Linked DNA regions of Homo sapiens: region 2 is linked to region 1. Evidence: chromatin loops called from intact Hi-C (ENCODE). Cell type or tissue: ascending aorta. All regions are shown on one strand. Links, peaks and the distances in the headings refer to the core of each region. The heading gives the core; the rest is flanking DNA. Region 1 overlaps UTP14A (UTP14A small subunit processome component). Region 2 has its middle 10 kb from the start of ELF4.

What was found. A loop is a pair of places that touch in the nucleus more often than their neighbours do. Peaks named below come from ENCODE experiments on the same cell type or tissue, not always from the same donor. Only the 100,000 strongest peaks of a DNase experiment are listed, where the experiment ranks them.
Region 2: it touches region 1 in a loop (4-fold over the local background); 2 of 110 quality-filtered maps call a loop at or near these places.

What each region holds. Positions count from the first base shown.
Region 1 is chrX:129,923,241-129,928,606 of GRCh38, reverse strand. UTP14A (UTP14A small subunit processome component) reads right to left here. Exons shown (of 15, transcript NM_006649.4): 12 at 3,412-3,812; 13 at 2,495-2,688; 14 at 2,268-2,367. The region is part of intron 2 of LOC105373335 (a long non-coding RNA gene); the gene reads left to right. Among named protein-coding and RNA genes, the nearest start is that of UTP14A, 20 kb to the right of the region's middle. RefSeq lists a silencer at 2,824-2,873. In ascending aorta, for the core only: a CTCF peak has its summit at 2,780 (motif pointing left); a DNase peak (open chromatin) is centred at 2,776.
Region 2 is chrX:130,117,801-130,123,166 of GRCh38, reverse strand. It overlaps a transcript of RAB33A not described here. Among named protein-coding and RNA genes, the nearest start is that of ELF4, 10 kb to the right of the region's middle. RefSeq lists silencers at 1,922-2,131, 2,121-2,260 and an enhancer at 2,411-2,510. In ascending aorta, for the core only: CTCF peaks have their summits at 2,095 and 2,294; DNase peaks (open chromatin) are centred at 2,036 and 2,720; H3K4me3 peaks cover 1,315 bases; H3K27ac peaks cover 3,370 bases.

The DNA of each region.
Region 1 (5,366 bases), core at 93-5,092:
AATTTTTTGTATTTTTAGTAGAGACGGGGTTTCACCGTGTTAGCCAGGATGTCTTGATCTCCTGACCTCGTGATCCACCCGCCTCAGCCTCCCAAAGTGCTGGGATTACAGGCGTGAGCCACCGCGCCTGGCCAGGATTGATGTTTTAAGGAACCCGAATCCTGAACTCTACCAGGCCGTTACACTTAGTTTCATCTTTTTTTTTTTTTTTTTTTTTTTTTTGAGATGGAGTCTCGCTCTGTCTCCCAGGCTGGAGTGCAGTGGCGTGATCTCGGCTCACTGCAAGCTCCGCCTCCCAGGTTCACACCATTCTCCTGCCTCAGCCTCCCTAGTAGCTGGGACTACAGGGGCCTGCCACCATGCCTGGCTAATTTTTTTTTGTATTTTTTTTTTTAGTAGAGATGGGGTTTCACTGTGTTAGGATGGTCTCGATCTCCTGACCTTGTGATCCACCCGCCTTGGCCTCCCAAAGTGCTGGGATTACAGGTGTGAACCACCATGCCCGGCCCACTTAGCTTCATCTTCTTTTGGCACCACAGAATGTAGAGCTGGAAGGCCCTAGATATTGACAATGGTCATCTCCCTTGGCCTGAAGATTTGGCTTAGAGGGGGGAAGTGATGGACCTAAGTAAATGAGGAGCAGCATTGGAGAACAGAACCCAAAGCTCCTGTTTCCTTGCCTGGTACTCCTCCACCACATTGCTACCTTCAGACATTAAATAATCTTTCAACACTTCCCCAGTGGCCAAAGGAGGAAAACACGTAAGCAGAAAATGGGGATGTAAAAATCAGTAGTCTTTGGCAGGGTACGGTGGCTCACACCTGTAATCCCAGCACTTTGGGAGACCGAGGCAGGCAGATCACTTGAGGTCAGGAGTTCAAGACCAGCCTGGCCAACATGGTGAAACCCTGTCTCTGCTAATAATACAAAAATAAGCTGGGTGTGGTGGCGCATGCCTGTAATCCCAGCTACTCAGGAGGCTGAGACACGAGAATAGCTTGAACTTGGGAGGTGGAGGTTGCAGTGAGCTGGGATCGTGCCACTGCATTCCAGCCTGGGTGACAGAGTGAGACTCCATCTGAAAACAAAACAAACAAACAAAAATCAGTAGTCTCTGGAAACATTCAGTGGAATACTCAAGAGAAGCTAAGTACTATCAGGTGGTCCTGGTAGTAGCAAAGGAAACAGATTCTCTTTAAGTTAAGGGAATGTCTTATTTGGGTTGACGGCTACATCTGTGCTTGTCAACCAGGGCAACAGAAAAAGAGAACACCTGGACAAAGTATTCAGTCTCAGAAGTCCCCCCTAGGCACCTTGAAGCACTTTATTCTACTGCATGTTGGAACCTGCAGTAACTTATTAAAAAGATGAAAATCAGGGGAGATTCCTAGAAAACTATTTGTCAGTTTGCCATGACTGTATTAAAAAAACAAACAGACCCCTGGAAGGGAAGGGTGGTCTTTATTGAGCTCCATACTCTACCCATCACCTGGAATCCTGGCCCACTGAAGCACCCTTTCCCCCCTTCCCTTATCGTGTAACTGCCTATTTTCTAGTTATATAGGTTTAATTGGGACTGCAGTAGTTATGATTCAGTTTCTGCAGTGATTGGTTCACAAAATAAGATCAAAAAGAATGTTATTGAAATGTGTATCTTCTTACCTCTGTTCTGTAGCCATTAATTCTTTATTCCTTCCGAGGGAAAAATGTAACTCATTTCAATATACTGGCTGGGGACAGATCTCAGAATTGAAGGGAACATAAAGGTCATCTAGTCCAATCTCGTTCTTGAGTCCCCTTTACACATTCTCATACTCCCAGAGCAGCCTTGAATTCTGTATGTCCTCTAACTTCTACTTTATGTGACTTCATACAATAACCTTCGATATACTTGAACACCGTAATCACGCTCAAATTTTCTTCTCTTGTAAACATCCCTAGCTCATTATCATGTGACACAACTTACAATCTTCTCATTCTCCTGAACAAGTACCGGTTTGTCTTCATTTTTCTTAAGCTACAGCTTAAACCTTATAGCCTCTGTTTGAGCATTACCTTGACTCTAAACTTTTTTCCTGGCCAGTAATTAAAACAGCGTAGTCTATCTGAAATGATAAATCTAACAGCCATTCAGTGAAAACAACAGATTTGATTCTGCGGTCAAGATCACACGTCTCTCTTGACTACAGATCACTAGAATACTCCTCTCAAGCAAGAGAGCCAGGCAGTAACAAGCAGGCAGCTAAAGAGCTCTCTAAGCTCTCACCTGATGAGCAGCTGCGTGGATGTTGCGCTTCTCATTGATAATCACATTTGGCAAATTCTTATCTTTTCTTGGAGGACCCTCAGGGGCTTTAATGAGAAACCTGGAAAGCAAAACAACAGGACATCTGACTAGGAGCATTAAGGACTTAGTCAAAAGGGTAGGGAGGACACCGAAGGGCGAGGGGAGAACCCGGTGCCCTTTTGACAGACTTTCTTCGGCATTCTTACCGGCGTCTTTTCTTGGCACTGGGCTTTAGGCCCACACCACCCCACTCGCCCCAGCCAGGTAGTGTCAGGTCCACGTCCTTTGGCTTACTCGCCTCCACAGCTTCCCTCTTCTCTTTCAAGAAATCTCTGATGACATCATCCCCAGCAAAAGCTTCCTTTATCATCTGCCTATGGTTTCTCTCCTCTTCATCTTCCTGGGAAGAAACAAGCGAGAGCTACAGCTTGGCTTATGAGCTGTGGTTCATGGCGAGAACGCTTGAATTTCGGGTCGTGACATTTTAGCGCCCCCTAGGGGGAAGTGCTGAACAATGATGGTCTTGCGATACAAACCAGTGCACAGCCAATCATGCTCAAATTTTCTTCCCTCTAGGGTAAATATCCCTAGCTCATTATCATATGACACAATTTTAAACTTTTCAGTAAGGAAGCTGCAGGGTGGAGGAAGGAATGGCCCGTGTTAGCAGCAGGAGCTCTAAGTGGCCAGACTGTAGGCTTCCTCCAGCTTATATCCCTGAAAAGACAGGTGCCAGGACGCTTCACTTTAAGTTTCAGATTAACTGGGGAGTCTTAGACCATCTGAGATCCCACTGAATAAAACTTTCGCAACAGTTCAATGACTCACCTTCAAGTTGTCCTGCCTGGGATCTGGTCAGAACTCTGAGTTACTCCCTCTTACCTCTGAGAGCAGTTTTAGAGTCACCCCAGAGGAGTTTTTGTGGATCAGGCTTTCGGAAATAGGGGTCTTGGCAGCACCCATATATCTGCATCTATTAAAACGTCACTGGGACTAGCCTGGCCCTATACTATTCTGGACCTCTAAACTACTGAAATGTGCCCCCAGCAAAACAAAGCTTCATTACTCCTTGCGCAAGAACGACACTTTCTGAACAATGGCCCACCACCCTGGCTCTGCTCACCAGCTCCTCTATTGTGGGAACTGCCAAAGACTTCACGGAGGGAGATTGTGTGGTTAGGAGGTTCTGTAGGTCGATCATTTGCTCCTTCTTTTTCTTCTCCTTAGGGGCATCAGGGCGATTATTTGGGGTCCTCTCTGACTGCTGCCCTTCTAACACAGGTCTGGGAAGCTCCTTATTTTGAAAACATTCTTCTTTTCCCAGCTCTTCTAGCTCTTCCAGCGTCTGTACTCTCTCTGGTCTCTGTAGCAACAGGGGCTCCTCTTCTTCTGGGGCAGGTTCCTCTCTCTGGACCTGGGGAATAGTCCCCTCTGAACTTGCTTTTTGCTTCCTGGACTGATGGTTTTCCTTCAATTTCTGAGATAGTACTCTCAATTCAGACAGCACCTCCTGGCTGCCAGAATCTGGGGGAAAAAAGAATGAAAACTGTCAGAAAATGAGGTTTGTACGTTGTCTGGTCGGTAAGCATTTGTTGAGCACCCACCAAGTGCTAGGTACCACATAAGACATTATAAAAAGGACAAACGGGGAAAAGAAGATTCTGTACATTGAATCTCCTAGACAGTACACTAATCATAGCAGGCAACGGAGTTTGGTAATTAAAAGTAGCATGTGGCCAGGTGCGGTGGCTCACACCTGTAATCCCAGCACTTTGGGAGGCCGAGGCGGGCAGATCATGAGGTCAGGAGATCGAGACCATCCTGGCTAACACGGTGAAACCCCATCTCTACTAAAAATACAAAAAATTAGCTGGGCATGGTGGCATGTGCCTGTAGTCCAGCTACTCAGGAGGCTGAGGCAGGAGAATCACTTGAACCAGGGAGGCAGAGGTTGCAGTGAGCCGAGATTGTGCCACTGCACTCCAGCCTAGGTGACAGAGCGAGACTCCGTCTCAAAAAAAAAAAAAAAAAAAAAGTAGCATGTGAGATGTTGGATATGGTGGCTCACGCCTGTATGCCAGCACTTTGGGAGGCCAAGGGGGCAGGATAGCTTGAGCCCAGGAGTTCGAGACCAGCCTGAACAACATAGTGAGAACTCATCTCTACCACCTCCACCCCTCCAACAACAACAAAAAATTTCCAGGCATGGCGGTGTGGATCTGTAGTCCCACCTACTTGGGAGGCTAAGCTGGGAGGATTGCTGGAGCCAGAAGGTCAAGGCTGCAGGAAGCTGTGACTGTGCCACTGCATACTAGCCTGGGCAACAGGGCAAGACGTCTCAAAAAAAAAAAAAAAGTAGCATATTGGAAGCAGACGTCCTGGGTCCTATTCCCAGCTTTGCCAATGATCCACTGTATAACTGGGACTGTGGCTTAAGTTCCTCGTGCAGTAAACCCTGCTTGGGAAGATTGCCCCAAGTTCCAAATTTTAAAAAAGGAAGCCACTTTAACAGGTGGCTTCTCAATGTAACTTCATTGTAATTTATGCTTCACTGCTTGTAAAAACCCTATCCAGGATTTTCATCTTGACTCAAGAATTTCTACTCCATATCTTAAAGCAGTATTTCATAATCTGCTGTGGCTGAGTCAAGGGATGAAGTAGCTGCTTTATCCAGTGGATGTAGCTCACACTTTCACTGGCAACATCTGAGCAAATAACACTAGTCTCAAGAGTCTGGAGGGGCTGGCTTGGCACAGTGGCTCACACCTGTAATCCCAGCACTCTGGGAGGCCGAAATGGGTGATTCACTTGAAGCCAGGAGTTTGAGACCAGCCTGACCAACATGGCAAAACCCTGTCTCTACTAAAAATACAAAAATTAGCTGGGCGTGGTGGCATATGCCTGTAATCCCAGCTACTTGCAGGCTGAGGCAGGAGGATTGCTTGAACCTGGGAGGTGGAGCTTGCAGTGAGCCGAGGTTGCACCACTGCACTCCAGCCTGTATGACAGAGACCTGTCTCAAAACAGTCTGGAGGGAAACCTGGCAGTGACATGCTTCTAAACTGTCTTTTTCATTGA
Region 2 (5,366 bases), core at 65-5,064, 190 kb before region 1:
CAACAGTCTTTCAGTGTTTGCATGGGACTTTCTTCATCTCTCCATCTCTCAGTTGCTGTTTACCTCTAAGGTCTAGAGAGGCTGCCAATGGAACCCAAAGCCCTTGGCAGCCATCTCCCCATGCCTCTGCTGTCCCTTTGGCTCTACTAGATGTACAGGTTTTGCTGGTTTTTGTTTTTAGTTTATGGCTTTTGTTTATAGTTTATTTTTCTTTGACCTACCCAGTTACATTTGGACCTGGGACCCCTAGAAATTGTACATTGTACATTGTCTTATTTCCTCTCCATGGAGAGTTTCACAGCCTCGAAACTGGGTTCCATGAAACAGGTCATCCTTCAGCCCCTAAGCTAAAGTTTGGCTTCAAATCCAGAATTTCCCCCAAGGAAGGCTTGACAGTGGGACTGTTGTCAGCCATGATCCTAGCACATACATTCCTACAGGCTCCCAATCCCCAACAAACATGCCCTACAGAGCTGCTGTGTGGACAGCCATCATAACCCAGGCTTTCAACCTAATACCAAGGTAGGAGCTCAGAAAAGCTCCCTCATGCTATATAAGCCCAAGCCTTGAGACCAGCCCTTCTACCTCCCACCCCCCCTTGCTCCTAGTCCATGGCCATTTCCATATTGACCATGGCCTTGGCAGAGCCGTGCCCTGAAGTGCAGTGACAAGCAAGTCAGGAAGCTTGCAAACTTCAACACCCAGCTTTGGCTCTTATCATACAGACAAAAGGAAAGTGCATACAGGCAAACAATGCCAATCCAGTACCATGATTTGCTAGGTGGGAAAGGATGCTTACGGACTATGCCCCTCTGGAAGGAAAGGGGAGCTTTAGGTGTTTCAGAGGCCAGCAGGGCTCCTCTAGCTTGAAGCCTTCCCTGGCCTGGGCCTGAGGCCCTTAGGCACCTTGTTGAAACTAATATTCTAAGCAACCAGGGTGTGATTCTGGTTTCCCACCCCAGTGGAGAGGTGATGAGACAATCCAATCCTCTCATCCCTTCCACTGTCCTCAAATTAGTGTCACAAGGGGGTGGTATGAAAACCCGGACTCCTGGGCCTCCAAGTCACCCCCACCCTATCCTGAACTGGTCCACTATCAAGTTCCAGGAGAAAGGGCCAGTGACCTCTCAGATGATCGGCTCGACTTGCTGCTGGGGTCCAGAACAGCTCAAGGCTCAGAACACTCCACACTTGTCCCTTCAGTGGCAGAAGCTGTTCCAAATCCCGCCTGAAGCAAGCCCATGTTCTCACTTGTTCATTGGAACAGGTGGTTCTAAAGAAGAGCCACCAGCTTCCAGGTGAACTCCTCAGGCAGTCCCAAGGTTCTGAAGAGGGAAGGGGATCCCCAGACCCCTTCCCTTGGGCAGGCACTCCCTGAATGCAGTGGCTAATTACAAAAGGATACCTTAGTGAGAGCTTTGCCCAATCTTGCAAACATGCAATTCCCTCCTGGGCATTCCCTGTGCACCCCTAGAACAGCACAGGTGGCCAGGTTGGAACAGGGGCGCGGAGATCTCCACGGGGACTCCCACGCGCCACCGCCCTCCCAGCTGCCCCACCGAATCCTTCCCGGGGAGCCCAGAGCCGCTCCAGTTCGCCTGTCGGGACGGGAGGAAGAGGGGAGGCGGGAGCAGAAAGAAAGGATTCCAGCACTTTGGGAGGCTGAGGCGGGCGGATCACCTGAGGTCAGGAGTTCGCGACCAGCCTGGCCAACGTGGTGAAACCCTGTCTCTACTAAAAATGCAAAAGTTAGCTGGGCGTGGTGGTGGGCGCCTGTAATTCGAGCTACTCCGGAGGCTGAGGCAGGAGAATCGCTTGAACCCGGGGGTGGGGTGCGGAGGTTACAGTGAGCCAAGATCGCGCCACTGCAGCCTGAGCGAAAGAGCGAGACTCCGCCAAAAAAAAAAAAAAAAAGAAAAGAAAAGAAAAAAAAGAAAGGATTGAGGGGAAGTTTCAAAGGGTGTGCCGGGGACCGGGGAAGAGTCTCATTCTCATGAGTCAGCGGATCCGGCCCAGTGTGACTTCACTGCTTCCCCAGAAGAGGCGCCCAGGGCAGGAGGCCGCTCAGAGCGCAGCAGCAGGAGTGGAAGCTCGGGGCGCTGGCTGCCTGCGCCGGGCAGGGCGCGGGACAAGGCTTGGGGCTGGGCTGGTCAGGCCGCTTGGGGCTGAGGCGGCGAAGGGAGGCCGCGTGCCAGCGAGGAAAGCTGGGGGCAGAGGAGCCGATATCTCCTCCTCCTGCTGCTCCTCCTTGGACGACAGTTCCCGCCGCCGCCGCCGCGTTCCGCGTGCAGGTGGCGCTGCAGAGGCGCCCGGGCGCACTGCTGGGCGGGTGGGCACGCTCAGCCCCACCAGGATCCGGGCTTGGAAGGCGCGCGAGCCTAGAAAGGGGGTAGCGAGAAAAAGGCCACCAGCCCCCGCTGCTTCTCAGGCCGTCCCCGAACTCGAGAGAAGGACGCGCTCCCACCCCACTGGCGGGAGAGTACGGAGATCAGCCCCGCGGCCGAGCGCCCCAGGTCGGGGGCTGGTTCCTGCGCGCTTCTGCAAAGTCCCTCGAGCCACCTCGCAGGCCCCACAGAGCCCCGGGCGGCTCCTAACTTCAGCAAAGGAATTGCAGTTTCGGGCGGTCTTTGCTCTCTGGGGATGGCGCTCTTGACCCGCAGGCAGTAGAATGGAAACTTTGAGTCGTGTCTGGGGCGTTGGGGGTGGGTTTCCCTGAACAGCCACTCTCTAGCCTGGCTCCCATGAGACTTAGAACGCATCTCCAGCACAGGGGATGCAGACTGTGGCCAAGGCTGGGGCGCAGCCTGAGACTCGGCTCGGCCGACATGAGAGGTAGAGGCTCTGCTTAAGTCCGGATCTAGAGGGACAGTTAGGTGGTCCGTGCTTGTCAATCCGGTCTTCTGCAGCTATATAAGGAAAAAAGAAAAAAAAACAAAAAACAAAAAAACAAAACAAAAAACTAAGGGCTTATCTGGGGCTCAAACTTGCAACCTCTGTCTTCATAGATAGAACTTCGTGTCCTAACTCCTTGCAGGCCCTGAGCTCTAGAAGCCATGATGCTGCCTTGGACATCCTCGTGGTGCTTGGTGGTTATGAGGTGGCTGTTTAGTTAACATATTGAGAATATCAAGGCACAAAAATAACCTTGTGGCCAGAACCTGTGGGGAAAAGTTGTTGAGGGCTCCAACCTCGCCCTTTCCAGAAGCTAGAGTGGCCACTTCTGTGATACAACTTGACATATAAAATCTATGGGCAGAGTGTGTCCCTCTTTTCTGTGCCAAGAAATAAAAGCTGCACCCCGTGTTAGCATTCTGGGTGCCTCTCCTCCCCTCTCAGTCCATCCAGTTCTCCTGCTTTCAGGGTGTGCAAAACCATCTGAGAAAGTCATCTAAAGACTTCCCATAAAGAAAGGGAAGGGGCGGGGGGAATCCAAAGGATCCTAAACGTTCCCAGGTCTCACTGTGTGCCAGGAGAAATACCGCCTGTCTCCCGCCCAGACCTCAGAGCCCGGGCCTTTTTCCTACAGGGCGGTGCCCAGCTATTCCTGGAAGCCCCCTCCTTTCTACCAGACCCCTCCCCAAGGTGTCTCCTCCCAGAGCACCATCGAGGAGAAAGATCAGATCAGCAAAGCTTGACGTCCCCCTGCCCCCTCTTTCTGTCCCCAATCTGACCTGCAGTCTCAGCCTCTGCCCTCTCCTGATGCCACGGCGCTGGCTTCTTCTCCCAGAGCAGGACCTGAGCGGTGAGCTCTTCCCCAAGCCCCCCTAGGTGACCAGGAGAGGATCTGATAAACTAATTTGTGTTAATGTGATAATGGGAGCTAATGGGGTCACGTGCTAACCACGGGTCCAAGTTCTAACTCAGCATCACAAACTCAACCCCAAGTTAAGGCTGCAGAGATGGGAATTTTGGGCTGACTAATCTCCACAGCTGGCTGGAGGGGGTGGGGGAGTGGGAGGAACCGAAGCCCCTGGACGATCCCAGGGTCTGGTGCCTTTGAGCTGCTGTCTCGGTTTCAGTTTCATCCTTGGCTGACACATTCCTCCGAAGAGTGGAATTGCTTTGGTTTCCCTCCAGCCCCTCTCCCGTCCCTGGCCACCTCCGTCTTGGACTGCTAGCTCCCCTCGGTCAGCCCTTCTCTTCGTGAGGGGAGAGATGGGAAGATAATTTGGCAGCGACGAGGAAAAAATGTACACGTAGACATCCTGAGACGCACAGGCTCACATACCATACTGCTTTGCAGACAGACATGTGCACATGCCCTCCACGAACACACATGCATGCACGAGGGGACCCGACATCCAAGACTTGAGCCCACACACACACAGGCATATGCACACACATGCACACCCCGAACACAGTTATGCCCTCACTCACATCTGTGAGACCCACACAGACACGCACATAGGCAGGCAAGGCCCAGAGAGCCATGTTGCACACAGACCCACATGCACACTCATACACCCTCACACACACAAACCAGCAGCAGCCGCCGAGTTGGATGGCTTCCTCAAAAGAGGGCTGGAAAGCTTGTTTGCTGCCAGCAAAGGGGCCTAGACATTCCGTGAAGTGACTCATACTGCACCTTTATACACATTGTTATATTTTTCTGCATTCAACAACAACAACCCTCAACCCCGATGTGGGGGCAGGGTGGGGAAACTGAAGAGTGGCTGCATTTCCACTGGGCCTCTGCTATGCCTCTGTCTAGCAAATGTTTCAGGCCTGTCCTCACTTCTCAGTGGATTGTGGCAATCCCAAAGAGCAGAATTGTCTACCTCCTGGTACAAACCTCAGCCCAGGCCTGCCCCTTGGGAGGATGCAGAGTGGATGAAATTGGGGGCTGATGAGTTCCCCTCATAGACAATCCCCCATCCTACCTCATCCCTAGTCCTGGATATCTGGGGCCAGGCCCCATGGTCCCCTGTGGTGTCCCAGTCTGAGCCCCTCCTGATCTCTCCTCTCCAAGTGCCCTCCCCAACTCTCCTGAATCTGGCTTTACTGCCACCTGCTTGCACACTTCCGGGCAGTGGCATTCACTTTATATAATACGTAGAGCCCCGTGCAGTGTGACTGGAGGCCCCTCCCTTCCCCTGGGTCTCTTCTCCATCTGAGGAAGAGATGTCAGCTTGATGGCTACTTGTGTCCCCATCCCCCAGCACACTCAAGGGCCTGCAGAAATTCACTTTGTGCTCACTCCGGCAAAACCTCCCTGTGTTGACAATCTTGGTCCGCCTGCACCGGGCTGTGGGGAGATCAGCTAAGGCCAGGGCCTCCCCAGCTTCACTCTGAGGACACATCAGAGGTCAAAGAGATGACACAGGACAGGTGTTGGGCCAGCAGTTATTCATGGCTGAGGGGTTAAC